Linked DNA regions of Homo sapiens: region 2 is linked to region 1. Evidence: chromatin loops called from intact Hi-C (ENCODE). Cell type or tissue: lower lobe of right lung. All regions are shown on one strand. Region 1 overlaps LRRC25 (leucine rich repeat containing 25). Region 2 overlaps PGPEP1 (pyroglutamyl-peptidase I).

Region 1 (2,500 bases):
GTCATTTCCACCCTGCATCTTACAGTTACAGACATGGAGGCTCTGGGAGGCAGGGAAATGACTTGTCCAAGGTCACATAGCCAGTCAAAAAAGGCAGGACACAAACCCTGCGTCCCAGACCTGTTCGTCCCCCTACAACCACTTAGGGGTTGGTGGGCAATTCGTACTAGAGTATAATTGACTGATAGATGCTGTTAACACAAAGTAGCCCTTTTGCCTTTTTTTTTTTCCCGCTCTGTCGCCCAGGCTAGAGTGCAATGGCATGATCTCGGCTCACTGCAACCTTCACCTCCCGGGTTCAAGTGATTCTCCTGCCTCCTGCCTCAGCCTCCCGAGTAGCTGGGATTACAGGCGCCCACCATCACACCCGGCTAATTTTAGTAGAGACGGGGTTTTGCCATGTTGGCCAGGCTGGTCTTGAACTCCTGACCTCAGGTGATCTGCCCACCTTGGCCTCTCAAAGTGCTGGGATTATAGGCGTGAGCCACCGCACCTGGCCCAGTGGCCCTTTTTACAAGAGGAGCTGGGTTGGAATTAGAATGTTCAGGAGGCAGGAAAATTCTCTGGAGGTCTTGCTGACCATAACAAATATTCCTAAGTAGCTACCTGCTCCTTGACCAATTCTATAGATGCAGAAACTGAGGCTCAGAGACTTGCTTTTATATATGAGGGCCACAAAGTCAGTTGCTTCAGTGGTGAAAACATTTCCCATCGGAAGGAGCACAGAGTGTGGGTGCAGCCACTTGTGTGCATGTGACTGACGTGGCCAGAGCTTCCGATTTTTCAAGAGGAAACAAAAATTTAGATTTTAATGTAATAATGAACAGCTACCTCAATTTCTGTTTTTTTTGAGACGGGGTCTCCCTCTGTCATCCAGGCTGCAGTGCAGTGGTGTGATAACGGCTCACTGTAGGCTCGACCTCCTGGGCTCAAGCGGTCCTCCCACCTCAGCCTCCCGAGGAGATGGGACTCCAGGCACACGTCACCACGCCTGAATAATTTTTTAATTTTTTGTAGAGATGGGGTCTCACCCTGTTGCTCAGGATGGTCTCAAACTCCTGGCCTCAAGCAGACCTTCTGCCTTGGCCTCCCAAAGTGCTGGGATTACAGGCATGAGTCACCGCGCCTGGCCGCTATCTCATTTTTAAGGAAGGAAAAAGGGTTCAGGGTCCTCAGACCGCAGCGTTACACCCACAGAACCTTCCCTAAATCACTGCCCTCCCGCAGCCTCCTCAGAGAGAGGTGGGGTTGGCTAGGAGTCAGAACGCTAGCCCGTGCCAGTTTCCCCATATGTAAATATTCGGGGTGGACTGAGCCACTCTGAAGCTTTCTTTTTTTTTTTCCTTCTGAGATAGAGTCTTGCTCTGTCTCCCAGGCTGAAGTGCAATGGCACGATCTCGGCTCACTACAACCTCTACCTCCTGGGTTCAAGTGATTCTCCTGCCTCAGACTCCCGAGTAGCTGGGACTACAGGCCTGTGCCACCATGCCTGGATAATTTTTGTATTTTTAGTAGAGACGAGGTTTCATCATGTTGTCCAGGCTGGTCTTGAACTCATGATCTCAGGTGATCCACCCACCTCAGCCTCCCAAAGTGCTGGATTACAGGCGTGAGTCAGAGCACCTGGCCCACTCTGGACTTTCTCAAAGCTCATGTGCCTGTCCCCTGAGTCCTCCCCCTCCCACACTTACCCCTGGTCTGTCTGTCCCCCCAGGGCTCACCCTTCAGAGGACAATGACTTTTACATCAACTACAAGGACATCGACCTGGCTTCCCAGCCTGTCTACTGTAACCTGCAGTCACTGGGCCAGGCCCCAATGGATGAAGAGGAGTACGTGATCCCCGGGCACTGAGCCTAAGATGTCCTAACCTCCACCCAGAACCCCTTCAGTCCCTGCTGGGTGACTCAGGGCGTCCTAACGCCTCCATGGCCTCAGTTTCCCCATCTGAAGAATGGGTACAGGAAAGGATTGTCCTTGAGGCCCCAGGAAGCTCTGCCGCCCCCTCCCTGTCCCTCATGCCGCTCCTCAGCTCCCTCAGCTCCTAGAGGGGGAAGAGGAGAGACCCCCAACAAGGGGACAGGACGGTCACTGTGCCAATCCTGTCATCACCCTCCTGTGGATGTACAGGCAGTGCTCAATAAATGCTTCGAGGCTGATGAGGCTGCTGGCTCAGGGTGCGTGGGTTCCTCAAGGTGGGGATTTCTGAGTTCTAAGACCAAGTCTCCATCTGAGACTCCCAAATTGCTCCCCACCTCCCATCCCTGTTTTTTTTTGTTGTTGTTGTTTGTTTGTTTGTTTTTGAAACTGAGTGTCACTCTGTCACCCAGGCTGGAGTGCAATGCTGCGGTCTCAGCTCACTGCAACCTCCGCCTCCTGGGTTCAAGTGATTCTCCTGCCTCAGCCTCCTGAGTAGCTGGGATTACAGCACCCGCCACCATGCCGAGCTAATTTTTGTATTTATAATAGAGATGGGGTTTCGCCATGTTGGCCAGGCTGGT
Region 2 (2,500 bases), 43 kb after region 1:
TGCAACCTCCACCTTCTGGGTTCAAGTGATTCTCCTGCCTCAGCCTCCCGAGTAGCTGGGATTACAGGCACCATGCCCCGCTTATTTTTGTATTTTTAGTAGAGACGGGGTTTCACCATGTTGGCCAGGATGGTCTCCATCTCCTGACCTCATGATCCGCCCACCTTGGCCTCCCAAAATGCTGGGATTACAGACGTGAGCCACTGTGCCCGGCCAAAAGTAAAGTTTTTAAAAAGATTTACTGCTGCTTTTCCATTCATAGGCAGTAAAAAAGCAATTCTGAGACAGGGTCCAGCTCTGGTCACTGAGGCTGGAGTGCAGTGGCGCCATCAGCGCTCGCTGCAGCCTTGACCTCCAGGGCTCAAGCGATCTTCCTACCTCGGCCTCCCAAAGTGCTGGGATGACAGGCATGAGCCACTGTGCCCAGCCATTGATTTTATCCTGCAACTCTGTTTGCTCCACTCAGCAGTCTATTTCAGAGATCTGTCTACATTACTATACGGAGATCTCAGCGCATCCTTTTCTCTGCTGCATAATACTCCACCTCAGAAACTGGTCGCTATGGATTTAAACATTCCCCTACATTGGAACATCTAAGTGGCTTCTAATTTTCCTTACTGTAAAGCCAAGCTGCAGTGAACGTCCTCATGCAAACTTCTCATGCTGATGGGTGGGGCATAAATGCCAAGTAGGGGCATTGCTGCACTGCAGATCAGTCAATACATACTTGCTATTGAGAGAGATCGTTACACTGAAGCCTGGTTTTCCCACCTCATATTCAATACGTCCCAGAGGAGAAAATTTTACCGTTTATAAATGCGTCTTCCCCTAATCTCCAAGAGGAGACCCACAGAGCTCTTTTCTCTTAAAAACAAATCAACAGGCCGGGTGCAGTGGCTCATGCCTGTAATCCCAGCACTTTGGAAGGTCGAGATGGATAGATCATTTGAGGTCAGGAGTTTCAGACCAGCCTGGCCAACATGGTGAAACCCCGTCTCTACTAAAAATACACAAAAAAATTAGCCAGGCGTGGTGTCGCATGCCTGTAGTCCCAGCTACTCGGGAGGGCGAGGCAGGAGAATCGCTTGAACTTGGGAGGTGGAGGTTGCAGTGAGCCAAGATCACACCACTGCACTCCAGCTAGAGTCTCGCTGTGTCTCAAAACAAACCAACAAACAAAAAACAAATCAGCAGCCAGGCACAGTGGCTCATGCCTGTAATCCCAGCTACTGGGGCGGACCACTTGAGGCCAGGAGTTTGAGGTCAGCCTGGGCAACACAGTGAGACCCCATCTCGAAAAAAGACCAAAAAGCCCCCACACACCAAATGACACGAAAAGCACAGACAATAAAAGAAAAATAATTGATAAACTGGATTTCATCAAAATTAAAAACAAAATGAAAATATTTAAAAGAATGAGTAATCTCTGTTTGGACCAACCTGGAGGGATTTCCCGGCATGACCCGTGGCGAGACTGTGCCACCTTCTGGGCAAGGAAGGAATGGGAGCGGCGATGGGGACGGGAGGGAGACTTCTATGCAAAAAACTCATCGCATGATTTTGACTTTTAAACCATTTCAGTGTTTTACAAAATCAAAAACAATAAAATAAAACAACCCATAGTCCCATATCAACAGATCTGCCTCTTTTCTGTCTTTTCCCTAATGGGCACAAGGTGATGTCTTGAGTCTCATGGGATGTGTTACTTTAAAAATCAACAGGGAAAGCTGTATTCAGAAAAATAGGGTCAGGGGTGGGTGGCTCACACCTGTAATCCCAGCGATTTGGGAGGCTGAGGCAGGAGGATTGCTTGAGGCCAGGAGTTCAAGATCAGCCTGGCCAACATGGCGAAACCCTGTCTCTACTAAAAATACAAAAATTAGCTGAGTCCCAGCTACCCAGGAGGCTGAGGCATGAGAATCACTTGAACCCGGGAGGTGGAGGTTGCAGTGAGCTGAGATTGCACCACTGCCCTCCAGCCTGGATGACAGAGTGAGATTCTGTCTCAAAAACAAAAATAAAAAACAACAAACAAACAAAAAAACAAGAAAGAAAGAAAACCACTGTCAGCATATACACATACCCCAAGACCTGCAGTCACAAGAGAGGTGTTCATGTGTGTGTTTGCCAAGACCCACCTGATGGCAGGGCTCGGTGGCTCACACCTATAATCCCAGCTTCTTTGGGAGGCCGAGGTGGAAGGATCATTTGAGCCCGGAAGTTCAAGACCAGCCAGGGCAATATAGTGAGATCCCATCTCTACAAAAAATAAAATTTAAAAAATTAGCCAGGCATGGTGGTGCATGCCTGTAGTCCCAGCTACTTGGGAGGCTGAGGCAAGAGGATCACCGGAGCCCAGGAGGTCGAGGCTGCAGTGAGCTATGATTGTACCACTGCGCTCCAACCTAGGCAACAGAGCAAGACCCCATCTCAAAACAAAAAAAAAGTTTCTCACCAAAGTGATAGGGAAACTTAAGGTCTGTTCACATTGCCTGATGTA

The links. A loop is a pair of places that touch in the nucleus more often than their neighbours do. Peaks named below come from ENCODE experiments on the same cell type or tissue, not always from the same donor. Only the 100,000 strongest peaks of a DNase experiment are listed, where the experiment ranks them.
Region 2: it touches region 1 in a loop (4-fold over the local background); 52 of 110 quality-filtered maps call a loop at or near these places.

The regions. Positions count from the first base shown.
Region 1 is chr19:18,391,340-18,393,839 of GRCh38, reverse strand. It overlaps LRRC25 (leucine rich repeat containing 25), which reads left to right. Exons shown (of 2, transcript NM_145256.3): 2 at 1,715-2,500. The coding sequence ends at 1,853. Among named protein-coding and RNA genes, the nearest start is that of LRRC25, 5.0 kb to the left of the region's middle. In lower lobe of right lung, no CTCF peak of the experiment used is centred here; a DNase peak (open chromatin) is centred at 1,199; H3K4me3 peaks cover 1,064 bases; H3K27ac peaks cover 1,466 bases.
Region 2 is chr19:18,348,707-18,351,206 of GRCh38, reverse strand. All of the region lies in intron 2 of PGPEP1 (pyroglutamyl-peptidase I), which reads right to left. Among named protein-coding and RNA genes, the nearest start is that of PGPEP1, 9.4 kb to the right of the region's middle. RefSeq lists a silencer at 1,345-1,553. In lower lobe of right lung, a CTCF peak has its summit at 1,490 (motif pointing left); a DNase peak (open chromatin) is centred at 1,486.